Linked DNA regions of Homo sapiens: region 1 is linked to region 2. The links are chromatin contacts, found by Hi-C or POLR2A ChIA-PET in ENCODE. All regions are on one chromosome and are shown on one strand. The core of a region is the stretch at or near the end of the contact, and the rest is flanking DNA. Distances in the headings are between cores, read along the strand shown. Region 1 holds the start of LINC00222 (long intergenic non-protein coding RNA 222). Region 2 has its middle 36 kb from the start of LINC00222.

Region 1 (6,273 bases), core at 1,701-4,200, 37 kb after region 2:
CACTATTCCTGTTCTTGGCACTGCCAATCAAAAACATTCAACTTAGAATATCTGATTTGTTCCTGAAGTTGGATCCTATGTATTTTGATTTTGTGAGAATTTAAAAAATCTAATTAAACCTCAGTGTAGATAAAAAGTTTTGATCTCATACAGGGGAAAACACCAGAGGATCTTTATTGTTGCCAAGTTACATTGATAAAGTTTTGCATTCTAACCCCAGTTCCCTGATGTAATATATAAATCTCGTTAACCTTATAAATATGATTTTTCAAGAGCAAAGAACTTCTCCCTTCTTCCTTTATTATGTCTAATTTGCATATAAGCACATAGTCCAAATGTTGGCAGATAATAATATTTTAAAGGGCATCGAAGTATAAGAAGAACTACATACTTGCAGATGTGTTATGAAATATACCCCATTAGTCACTTTGTATTTGAAAGGCAGAAAAACAGGCACCTAGCAACAGCATGCCGTCACTCAGGATTAGAGAAAAGCCACTTTACATCCAGTAACTATTACCCCCTCATTTGGGAGCTGTCAAGCTAGTACATTTAATTACACAAAAGATCCTTGGCTGTTGATTGTCCATATTCACGGTGAATGACAGTAATGACATCACCAAAGGATGCCTTTTGGTGGTGGAGGAGACAGGAGACTGGGCTTAGTAGGAGCTCTCCAGATAGGCTCGTCAGTCAGTCCTATGCAGAGAGACCCAAGGCTCCACTTGAGAACTGTGCTTTCTCTTCTGAAAAGCCATTCATCCTTCCTTCTCTTCCCTCTGAGTGGATTACTGGGTGGGTGGGGAAGGGGGTTGCCCTCCTAGAACACAGAAGTAAGGGTCCAGAACTTAACACTGTTCAGGAGCAAACTTTCCCCCACCAGCCATGGGGGAAAGCATCAAATGCTGAGCTCTTATTAGACCCAATCAGATGGAATTTTCAGCAGGTTCTTTCTTCACACTTTTTAGGAGGGTAAAAAGTAACAGGAAGCAAAGGAGATGACGAGAAAGAAGAAAACATCCAAACCTAACATTGGTCTGGGGAGAGATTCCTTGTGGAACATCAGCAGGCGCTTGCATCTGGGCCAGACAATGTAGGGGCCCCCAAGGCCACTCTGCAGACATCACTGAGCCCCTGTAGCAAAGACCAGGGTCCAGAATGAAGATGCACAGCTCAGTCCTCAAGCAGCTCCCTTCAGGCAGGGGAGCTCAGCACCTGAGGAATGTCCCAGAAGCAAGATGTTCCCTCTGTGTCCTAGAGACTTGGGTGCAGACAGAAACTCACATATGATCAGGTCATATGATCAGGTCTTGCCTTCCAGTTTGAGCCTAGGTTGGATAAGTAGAGGAGTGTCAAGAAGAGCAGTGGGGATTTGCATGCATGGGGAAGGCCAGGGCTGGAGGCGAGATGGACTTTCCCTGTCTCCTAAAAAACTGAAAAATAAACATAAGAGAAAGGAAGGAGGAAGAGAGAAAGGGAAAAAGAGAGGGACCAAAAAAAATAGCATCCATTTGAAATAGATGGTTTTAATGATTGTATTGCAATGTCATGCACGACATTGTGAATGTAATTAATACCACTAAAAATAGTTAAAATGGCAAGTTGTATGTTATGTAACCATTTTAAATGATGTAATATGCCAAAAATCACAGTGTGCATTTTAAATGAAGGAATTATATGGTATCTGAATTTATATCTCAATAGAGCTGTTTTTAGAAGGTGGTATCCACAAGCAAGCATGTGTGTGTGCACGTGTGTTGGAGTACATTCACATGCACATGTGTGTGTGGCAAGAGTGTCAGTTTCCTAGCTAATCTACTTTGGGTGGAAACTGTCAGTGATGACTAGGCAAAGGTGGAGAAGAGAAATGTAACCTACCTGTCCATTGTTCACTGGTGCCCTCGAGAAAGAGAGAAAGAAGTATGACAAATGCTAAAATAATATGATATTATAAGCTTCACATATTTTTATAAGGGGGAGTATTCTCCACCACAAATTCCACGCCTGGTTTCCCGTTCTCAATACACTTTGTTTACAGAGTCAGTCTCATGAAAGCTGTGGCATGAATTATCAAGCTGAAGCTCCTATTTTCCCCTTGAAATATGCGCTTGTGCTTAGGAATGCAGCATCTCTCTTCCAATTATACCTTGGCGCCAGAGTCCCTTTTCCTGGAAGTACACCTCCAATGTCAAGAGGGTGTGGTGCAGTGGAGATGATGCTGTGTCTGGGTCAAAGACCTGCCTCCCTGCCTAGGAGACCTTGAGCAGTCATTGCCTGGACGTCTTTGACCATAAAATGCAGATGATGATGATGCCTCCCTTGCCTTCTCCCTGGAGTAGCGTGCGAAGCAAAATCCAAACAGGATAACATGTGAAAGCGTTCAGTAAACTGTGAATCACTGCCTTAGTGGAAACTATTCTGGATGCACGTAATAGAAACCCAATCAAGTAAGCAAAAAGGAAGACACTGAGTTGAAAGGAGACTGGGATACCTCTCGGAAACTATGGCAGGAGGTGAGGCTGGATCCAGAACCCGGGTCTGGAGAGCGGGGAATGCAGGCAGCTCACTCCCGTGGCTTCTCGCTGCTTTTCCATCTGTTTTCATCTCTGTCTCTCTCTCTCCAGAGTGGCTTCCATTGTTCTGGCTTGCAGGGCCAAGCAGGGATACCCCATGGCTCCTGTGACTACATAGCCTTCATTCAAGCCATGAGCCCAGACGTCTACGCCAGGTCCTAATTCAGTTGGTTCAACTGGGCTGGGTGTGGACACGTGTTGTCCAGTGAGTCATGAATATGGATAGGGGTCACACAGAATAAACTTGACCATTCTTTGTCCATCCTGTGGGTGTGAGCTGGGCAGGTACCAGGAGAAGTGCCTTCTACAAACATTTGGCAACATCTAGTGGTGTGATTACAATAGTCAGCGAAAGAGGAAGATTCAATTTTGAGGACCTCCTTTCCTAGTGTCCCCATCTTTGCTGCCTTCTGTGAGTTTGATCATGTGGACTCCATGGAGGTTGGCCACTGCTGGGCAATGCAGCCAAACAAAGTGAGCAAAAGTAGGCTGGAGGGCTCCGTGGGTGACTGGGGCTAGGCTGCCTCTGGTGCCCCAAGAACCCTGAAGCCACCTTGCAGCTCTTCTGAAATGGTGAGTGGACTGCTGTTCTTCTTGTGCCAAGGTGTCCATGTTGCCTTTCTCACAAAATGTATTGCAAATAAGAGTGGGTACAAGTCATAGAAACCCATTCCAAGCTAGCTTACATAAAAAGGAGACCATTCTGGGGCTGCTTTTCCAGATCCCTCAGTCCTTTCTCTCCTGCTGCCCTTTGAGCCATTCCACTGTTTCCAGCTCTCTGGAGACAGGCATGGTGAGGTCTGCATTGATCTCCCCCCATGAAATGAAGGAGAATATGCTAAACTAGTGGCTGCTGATTTTTCCCCCTTCTTTTTCTGTCATTGCCTGTGGTCTGCAATTACCCATTCCCCTCTTGGCCTTCAGAGCTGTGCGAGGGTGAGCAGGTGTTGAGAGCAACTTTGTTCTTTTTGAGTCAATTTCATTACGTGGAGAGGATCCAACTCTCTCCGTGTAGCTGGCAGCTCCCAAGGCCAGACCACTGGGCAGGGCTCCCAAGAGCAGTGCTAGCCTCTTTGGTGTCACAAAGGGCCAGGCCAGGCCTGTTCATCTCTTTCCCCAAGAGCAAGCTGCTTTTTGAGCAGATGTACAAACAATTGGATGCCTCTGATAGACTGCAGTTCTGTAAGGTTGCAATCCTACCAGCCCTGCAGAGAAGTAAAAAGAAAAGCTCCAAACTGAGGCCTCTCAATTCTGCCGTCTTTCAGACTTTCCTGCGTTCTCACAGGTGGGCCAGCAACTAACCATGGGCCAGTAGGCCTGTCCCCTGCACTGTAGAAGATGCTGGTTATGGGATGTATAGGTGGAAGAGGGAAGGGAGCCATGCAGAACACCCAGGCCTTTTCCTTGCCCAGAACTTAACTGGGCAAACACATAACAGATCCCTGCAGCATTTAACCCTTAAGGATTAGCCCTTAAGAAGCTACAAAGGTAAACAAGTACATGATTACATTCAGGCTAGTTGCTGAATAATAATAGCATCTGTTCCTGGCACCATACTAATCAGTTTACATTTGTCAATTCACACAGCAAATAAGTGACAGAGCCAGGATCTGAACCCAGACAGTCACTACACAAACTTCCTCCCACATTATCAGCCTCTCACAATGCAAACAAAACACTGACACAGAATGCGATCGTCTTTGCTCTTGTGTACTTGTGGTAATTTGCGTGATTGAAAGATACCATTAGGAAGAAGAAATGTTTTAAATATCTAACCCCTGGAAAAGCAAGATTTAGAGACTAAAAATTTCATGACCCATCCGAAGCTCAGCAGTCAAGTTTGCAATTCTGCCAACTTCCCGCAAGAGTAAAACTGGCTGTTCTCACTGCTGTTAATAGAGGAGGACCATGACCTTGATGTACAGGTGGTGGGAGGGTGGGGCATTATTTAAGCAATGGGATCTGATGGGGGGTGCTGGAAAATGAACAAAAGTGTGAATTATTCCACAGCTGCTCACCCTGACGTTTATTGTGACTTTAAAATCTGAGAACATATGGTAACGGCTGGAAGCATGAAATAGCAGTTGGAAACGTGTAGACTTAAGGAAAAACCAGCCACCCTTATACCTCCCCACTTGGCTTCTCTGTAGAATGCTGTTGTCTTGCTAGCCTTTTTCGCTCCCAAATCTGAAGAAAGCCCTGGAACAAATGTCCCCTTTTCTTCAGCCCCATCCCCCCATGCATCTGCAAGAGCTTTTCCCCCTCCTGTGACAGAAGTTAGTGTTTTGATTCTTGGCTATGGTATTTTTATATATTGTGCCCTTCCACAGTTTTTGTTGGATCTTGTTAAATTCCACATCTTTGTTTTACAAGGCTGGATAGAGAGCTGGAAACATTGGGATGACATTTTGTTTGGGAATCCATGGTGGTCCTTGGAAATTCAGGCCAACGGCTGCTTCAATTGCCAGTTGAGGGAGCCCCGCTGTGTGGCTAGGTGATACCACCACTCCCTGGCCCCTCAATAATCCCCCTGGTCATCCAGCAAGCCTCACATCTTCCCCTTCCTCTTGAAATCCTTTGGGAGCATCCTAGTGGCAATGACTGCCCCCTTCTCTGTGCCAGGCGCTGACTTCCACTTAGCCTGTATAACTTTCTAGTTTTCTTTCTTTTTTTTTTTTTTTGAGACGGAGTTTCGCTCTTGTTGCCCAGGATGGAGTGCAGTGGCATGATCTTGGCTCACCACAACCTCCACCTTCTGGTTTCAAGCGATTCTCCTGCCTCAGCCTCCCGAGCAGCTGGGATTTTAGGTGCCTGCCACCATGCCCAGCTAATTTTTGTATTGTTTTTATGGTAGAGACGGGGTTTCACCATGTTAGCCAGGCTGGTCTCGAACTCCTGACCTCATTATCCACCCGCCTCGGCCTCCCAAAGTGCTGGGATTACAGCACCTGGCCTACTTTCTAGTTTTCATGTTTTGTGTTTCTCTCTTCTAATTTGTAAGATTCTGAAGGTTCAGAAGCATGTCTTCTTTATCCATCCCCTGCCTCACTACATTGACAAGTAGTAGCCGGGTGCCTCCTCTGTCAACATACACATTCATATTTTTATGCTTGCTGCCAACCACCATGCCTTTGATCAAGGAATGAATCCACTGCTTTACAGAGATTTCCATTTCCCAATCCTCTCCTTTCCTAATCAAATTGACTTGGGAACTAGGGGCACTCATAGAACAGAAGCCAGTTCACCTCTCTCAGAGTGAGAGAGACCTAGAGGTCAGTTTCATGGGTAAACTGAGGCTTCCTCAGATACCTGCTCTTTCACATAACAAGCTCTCCCAGAAGGACCAGTTCAGACAGCAACTTCTTTTCTAAACACATCTCTCTGGAAAGCCCCATGCAGAGAGTGCTAGCTTCCTACCCGATATCCATCCTCACCTTCTCTCTTAGAGAGCCCCAGTGTTATCCTGGTTAGCACGTATCCAGTGAAAAGATGAGTTCTCTTGCAGAAGATAAAAGCAGAAGTTGTTGGGTGGGACTTCTAGGAAAGCCTTGTTTGCCATTTCATCCTTCCTAATTCCTTTTGTTTGAAATGTGGATGTGATGGCTGGAGCTGCAACAGACACATTGAGGCTATGAAGAAAAGATTAAAAGAATCACAGGCCAGATGCAGTGGCTTATGCCTGTAATCCCAACACTTTGGG
Region 2 (6,702 bases), core at 665-3,164:
CCGTCTGTGCCACTGACTTAGCTATGTGGCCTCAGGTGAAGTACCTGATTTCTCAAGTGCCTCAGCCTCCTCATCTGTAAAATGGGGGAGGGAGGGGTAGTAATAGTACCCACACCATAGGCACAGAGCCATCCTATGAAAGCCCTTGGCATTTTGCCCCATGCTATGTTTGTGTTTAGGGAGTTCAGGGATTCTTGATAGGATTGAAGCATGTATGTGTGGGAGAATTCATGTCACATTTAAGAAATGGGAATCAGGCCGGGCATAGTGGCTCACACCTGTAATCCCAACACTTTGGGAGGCTGAGGCGGGCAGGTCAGGAGTTCAAGACCAGCCTGGCCAATGGTGAAACTCCATCTCTACTAAAAATACAAAAATTAGCTGGGTGTGGTGATGCACATCTGTAGTCCTAGCTACTTGGGAAGCTGAGGCAGGAGGATTGCTTGAGTTCAGGAGATGGGGGCTGCAGTGAGCCATGGTTGTACCACTGCACTCTAGCCTGGACAACAGGGCAAGACCCTGTCCCCCCCCCCCCAAAAAAAACTGGGCATCTGGGTGGCAATGTGTTCAGTGAAAACGTGGCTTCTTCTGGCCAGGAGAAGCTGACAGCCTGAACTGGCCTTTCTCTGGCCAGAGGGCATTTTGCTCAGCCATGGAAGGCTAACCTAAGAGCAGGTGGGATGACAGTAGGATGATGGGATGGCCAGTGCCTCCCTAACCACGCTCCCCTATGCATGCTGCATTTTCCTTCTCTGCACGCCCACAGCTGGATGGGAGGAGGTGCTCAAGTGTGTGGGAGGTGACCAGCCACATCTGCAGGAAGTTACAGGTGCCCTGGGCTGGGGCCCTGGGACACATTCCATTTCTGGGGCTGGTGCCTCCCATCCAGGCTCCAGACCAACTCCTTAGGGTGCATTTTAAAACTGGTTCTTCCAGCTATTAACCCTGCAGTTCCTGAGAGAACACACACCCAGGTGGAGCTAATTAGGGTGGGATGAGAGATTGGGACTCTAGGAATTCAGTGCCAGCCTCCCCTGCAGGTCACTCAGGAGTGGGGCCTTGATGGGCCTGCTGCAGACAGCTGAGAGCCCACATCTGTCTAATCAGGGCCCCACTCTCTTCAGGCTGCTTCAGGAATAAGTCCCCAGTCTAGGGGTGCTGGGGAATCCTGCACCGTGATTGCTGTGTAATCACAACACCTAAAGATGAAGGATTTGGACAAAGGAGCATTTATTGAGCACTTTGTCTGTGGTACTAGGCCCATTACATTCATTGTTTCCAGCCTCACAACCACCCTGTCATACAATTATGATTCCCATTTTTTTCAATGTGGAAACTGAGGCTCAGAGGTGGTAAGGTGCTTGTTTAAGCTCTCCTGCCTTTGAGCAATTGAACTGGTATCTAAAACCAGGTCTCTCAGACTCCAAATCCTACACGTAGCTGCTTCCCCTTTCAGGTTGATAAAATGATCAACCTGAGCTAGTCTATCTTGCACTGCTTCTCCTGCTTAGAGGTAATTGCGAGTGTTAGATGTTGATAAACAGCAATGTAGTAATGATGTGAACCAGTCAAAACCTTAATCCTCTCCACCTAAAATACGATCACATCACTTCCTTTTTCAAAAAAATCTTCATTGACTTCTCTACTCACCAGATCAAGTTCAAACTCTTTAGCGTACAAGACAAAACACTAAAGAGACTATGACCAAATGCCAAACTCATGTTTCCCTTTTCTCTTTCAAGAATGATGTCCAGTCTGGGAAGGGAAAAATAACCCTACTGAGTTGGAATTGGGGTCCAAGATTGGTGAGAAAGCGCCCAACAAACATGACAGAGTTTGAAGGGAGTCCAGGTCTCCTCACCCTGACCAGTGACTGCTCAGCCTCAGCTGCAGCATGTCGAGATTGCTCAACAGCTATTGTTAATCTTTCACAAACCATAACAAATGTGAGACAGTCCCCAAGGATGGAGTGGGCAAAAGTCCCAGTTTTTAAAAGGGAGAACACTTTAGATACTGCAAACTACAAACCAATAAGTGGGAAGGGGAGCCCCAATAAAATTGTAGTGCATGCTGTTAAACGGTTTGTGCCCCTTACAAATAGGAGCACAGATCTTCGAAGAGCTTCATGGGACTGCTGGAAACAAGTCATGTCAGTGTCACCTCATTTCTTCTTCTAATGGTGTGGCAGGGCGGGTAGATCAGGGAGACGTTGAGGATGTGGTACATCTGGATTTCAGCAAGACAGCTGATAAGGTCTCTTGTGACTTCCTTGTAGACAAAATTGGTTAATTGTGAGCTAGAGGTGCTTTTAAGTAGAACTCACAACCCATTGAAAGCATAAACCTGAGACATGCAGATAGAGAGTAACTCGGAGGAAGTCTCTAGTGGTAGGCAACAAGGCTCAGCTCTGAGCCCTGTGTTTTGGACATTTTTAATCAATAACTTAAAGGGCAGATGACACAGCTTGCCGGGGGTGGGGGTGGTGGGGGGGATTATTAACAGCTTGGATGCCAGAAATAGGATCCAGAAATTTAAGTGGAATAAATGGAAAGTTCTGGACTTTGGTTTAACAAACCCGTGACACAGCTGAAAGATTTTAGCTGACTAAATGCTCAATATGAGTTCATAGGAACCAAGCCACGTTAAGCAGCTCATGTTTCCCCTTTGCCTTCAGGATGCCAGATCCCTCCTTAGTGTCCAGCAGGGGGTCCTCCAGATGTGAGCTGGCTACCAATCCTGTGTCAGGCTGCAGACTTGCCATGTCCTTGAACACCTTTGCACCTCTGCACATGGTCTCATCTCTTTCTCCTGTAGCTCGCCAGCTGAGGTCCTATTCACACTTTCTTTCTTTCTGAGTCAGAATCCCTGTCCCCCAGGCTGCAGTGCAATGCCGTGATCATGGTTCACTGTGGCCTCAAACTTCCAGGCTCAAGTGATCCTCCCACCTCAGCCTCCAGAGTAGTCGAAACCAGAGGCTTGTGCGACCACACCCGGCTAATTTTTTTATTTTTTGAAGAGACAGGGTTTTGCCATGTTGCCCAGGCTGGTCTTGAATTCCTGGGCTCAAGCGGTCTGCCTGCCTCAGGATTCCTATTCACTCTTTACAATCCAGCTCTGCTGCACCCCTGAGCTTCTGGAGATGCCACAGAACACTTGTCTGTGCTCCTTTGTGGCACTCACCACGTTTTGTTAAAATGACCAATCGCCCTCCTTGACAGGGTTGTGTGCTGCTTGAGGGCAGGGGCTGTCTCATTCACGTGGAGGTTCAACACATGTCTGTGGAATGGGTTTCGCTGCCCCAAAGCTGATTCTATCTTTTGCTGTGTTTGCATTGGAACAATGGGCAGAAATGATTTCCTAATTCTGCTTGCATGGGGTAGGTCAGACAACTTGGATGTGGGTTTTAGTTCTGGGTCTTATACTTCAAATGATGCAGGGCAGAGTGATCCCACGCCAGGGCAAGCTGGGTGCTAAAGGATTTAGGCGCTCTATCACAAGAGGAACAGGAAAAAAGAAGGCTTAGGTGGGGATACGAGAGCTGTCTTCAAACATCTGGGAGAATGTCCTGTGTTCCCTCACCGTCTAAGGCTCAGGGACTTCTTCCAGAACAGGATGGAGCCCTGGACACACAACTACACACACAAACAATTGTCACAGAGTGGGAGGCAGGATAAAGTGGTGAGTAACAGCCTGGCCTGAGACACAGGCTCACGCATCTGACACTGGCTGAGCCGCGCACTAGCTGAGTGGCCTTGGGCATGTTTTGTAACCTCCTTGACTGTTCCCTTATCTGTGAAATTGAGATAAATGTACTACCCACTTCATAAAAAGATCAAATGTGATAATACTTGAAATATGTTTAGAACAAAGTTGGCCATATTCAATAAATGTTAGCTTAAAAAAAAATCAGAGAGTGTGTCATCCCTCAAAGCCTAAAGGAGTTCCCTTCAGAGGCTGCAGACACCAGATTCAGAACCTCGGGACTCAGCTTCTCAAAGGTGCTTTTCCAGATTCCCACACATCCCTGATCCCTGAGCATCTGTGGTTCTCAGCCGTCTGTCTTTCTTCTCTGCCTGAGCCTCATCCTCTCAGGGCCCAACTCAACTTTATAAAAATTTTATTTATTTTTAATTTTACAAGTAATAATTGTATATATTTATAGGGTACAATGTGATGTTTTGATATATGTATACATCGTAGAAAGATTAAATCAAGCTAATTAATATATCAATCACTTTACCAACTTACTGTTTTTGTGTGTGGTGAGAATGTTTAAAATCTATTCTTTTAGCGATTTTGAAATATACGATACATTTTCCAACCTCTGCTTTTAAAAGAACCAGCCCACTGTGACCCAGGCAGAGTCGTGGGGGCTGGGGCGGGAAAACAAATCAAGCTGACAACCGGTAAATACAACATGTCGACAGTTACTCCTTCGTAATATCCTAGCGTGGGGAGAGCTGCCCTCTTCTTTTTTTTTTACACCCCTAGAGACATCCCTTGCCATGAGAGGGTTCACATGCAGGTATGCTCACACCCCAGCCTGTGTGCTGAGTGAGCTAAATTTGCAACCATAACTTTCTCTTCCCTCCGTACTCCCGGCAGAGGTCAGCCCTCAGGTCTGAGGATGCGCCCTGTGTGGAGTGGTGCGCGCTCAGAAGGTCCGGCAAGGGGGAAAAGGCCAGCCGGGGCTGTGAACAGACTCAGGGCTGTCCGGGCAGGGACACTCAGAGGAAGGGGTAGCGGCCAGGTCTCCTTGGTTCTTGGAATCCTGGCCGTTTAAAGGTGGGGCTCAGAGCAGGGGCTCCTCCGCCCGGGCCCACGGGCAATTCTATTCCTGGTAACCCTCGAAAGCCTGCAGGTCTCTGCTCTGGCTGTGGCCCGGGCCACCCTGCCTGACGCGTGTGCTTGGAGTGAGGGCCGTGTGTTCACCCTCGAGGAAGACTGCATAGGAAGAGAGTGGCAGGTCTATTTACCCCAGGGCGGGTTGACAGAGAGACCGAGGGTGGTGACAGGGTAAAGAGAAGGAGAGCAGGGGCGGTGTCTGAGGTCTGCAGGCAGCAGGGAGAAGGCTGCCCTGACCCGAAGAGGGTGCCCGAGGCTTCGGTGTGCTGAGGCCGGGGCAGCTGCTGGACTTCGGGTCTTCGGTGCGGACCCTGGACCTGCCTCAGATCCGTTCCTAGCCGCCCCTCTGCTCTGTATGGCAGGGAAGAGGCCCTAAAGAATGCTCCTCTCAGGATGCCGGGCCAGCAGGCTGCCGGCTAGGTATGGACCATGGACGGAGGCTTTGATCAGAGATTGGAGGCTGGGTGGGGCAGGAGGAGGCACCTTCTCCCCGCTCCTTCTCCGTCTTGGGTGCCTTCTCTGGCAGGAGCTGCATTTCTCTCATGACCCCGCTCCCACTGTGGCTGCAGTTTCTTTGCAGTGACCTTGATGCGTGGCCTTGGTCAGCGGCCTCCTCCCTTGTCCCTCAGCCTCAGGCAGTGGTGGCTTCCTGCTGTTGCTGGTCCCTGGGTTGCCTTACTGACCCCTGGTTGATTTCCTGACCTTTTTGGTTTTTTTTAATCACCTGTGCAATCAATTCCCCACATTAAATTCCTCCTGTTTTATATCTTCTGTTACACTTATGGGCAATTTTAGGATTTAGATCAAAACCAATGCATATTGTTACACTCATTTATATAGTGAAGAAATTGGGTTTTAGAGACGCTAAATAATTTTCTAAGGTTACCAACTAATAAATGATAGAGCAAACAGGATTTGAATCTAAATTTGCTTCACTTCCTAGCCTATTCTCTTTCCAATAGGCCTTACTGCCTCTGGGAATACATCTTGGTCAACTGTATTGGGGAATATGTGACGCAGTGTGAGAAGCCAGAGGAAGGAGAGCTGATGGGCTGAGGATGGCTATAGCCTTCTAAAATCACCCCAGCACTCTCATTGCTAGGAAGCCAGGAATAAATATCATTTTTAAATTCTCATTTTAAATATTTTCAGAAAATCTGAATAGAAAGAAATCTCACTGTATCCACAGTAGACTGTTATTTAGACTGCTGGAAATAGATTGAAATCGTTAGGCTTAATGGAAAGCTGGGTAAGATACTATGATTTTTTTGAGAAACAAGAAGTCAGGCTGAAAGGAAATGCCTGCTATAATTAGAGAAAATTAAGATTTAATCCAGTAAATACCAATGCAAACAATTCTTCCCTTCTCTCTCTCTCTCTCTCTCTCTCTCTCTCTCTCTCGTGTGTGTGTGTGTGTGTGTGTATTTCTTTCATTTCTCTTTTAAAACTTTAAACCAGTGGCTCCTAGTGAATACCCTTGCATCACATCTTAGACTGGAGTGAGTTGTTCCCAAGGCAAAGAACTTGGTCTTGTCTCAGTTCATGGTAGGGGCTAGGGAGGGGTGTTGAGGGGGAAGTAAGAGAGGAAGAAGAGGGAAGGAAATTAGGTTAATGGTATAATTTTCCTTAATTTTAAAATTTTTTGTTTTGTTTTTCTTAAATATCACCAGAAACACTTGCGTGGACTAGCATCTATAGTATAAGATGCATCTGACTTATCATAAGTTTTCTTTTCTTTTTTTTTTTTTTTTGAGACGGAGTCTCGCTCTGTCGCCCAGGCTGGAGAGCAGTGGCGGGATCTCGGCTCATTGCAAGCTCCGCCTCCCGGGTTCACGCCATTCTCCTGCCTCAGCCTCC

The links. Hi-C counts contacts between places; a loop is a spot of excess contacts on that map. ChIA-PET counts read pairs that join two places held with the same protein, here RNA polymerase II (POLR2A). Pooled maps may share reads with other maps.
Region 1: a loop to region 2 is called in a map of ovary, with 2.3 times the contacts of the local background. The contact joins the promoter of LINC00222 here to the enhancer-like site in region 2. A Hi-C loop is called at or near these places in 7 of 168 maps with a recorded cell type or tissue (HepG2, ascending aorta, gastrocnemius medialis and 4 more) and 2 of 50 pooled maps. POLR2A ChIA-PET finds 5 or more read pairs at or near these places in 6 of 52 experiments (PC-3, PC-9, WTC11 and 2 more).

The regions. Positions count from the first base shown.
Region 1 is chr6:108,748,704-108,754,976 of GRCh38, forward strand. LINC00222 (long intergenic non-protein coding RNA 222) reads left to right here and starts at 2,951. Exons shown (of 5, transcript NR_033376.1): 1 at 2,951-3,146. LOC107986629 (a long non-coding RNA gene) reads left to right here. Exons shown (of 2, transcript XR_001744280.2): 2 at 1-279.
Region 2 is chr6:108,712,302-108,719,003 of GRCh38, forward strand. No RefSeq gene overlaps it. Among named protein-coding and RNA genes, the nearest start is that of LINC00222, 36 kb to the right of the region's middle. Within about 2 kb of position 1,915, at least 3 of the 41 ENCODE cell types and tissues checked have a DNase peak (open chromatin) inside an H3K27ac peak, as active enhancers do; they include ascending aorta and heart right ventricle, where a contact is called at or near this core.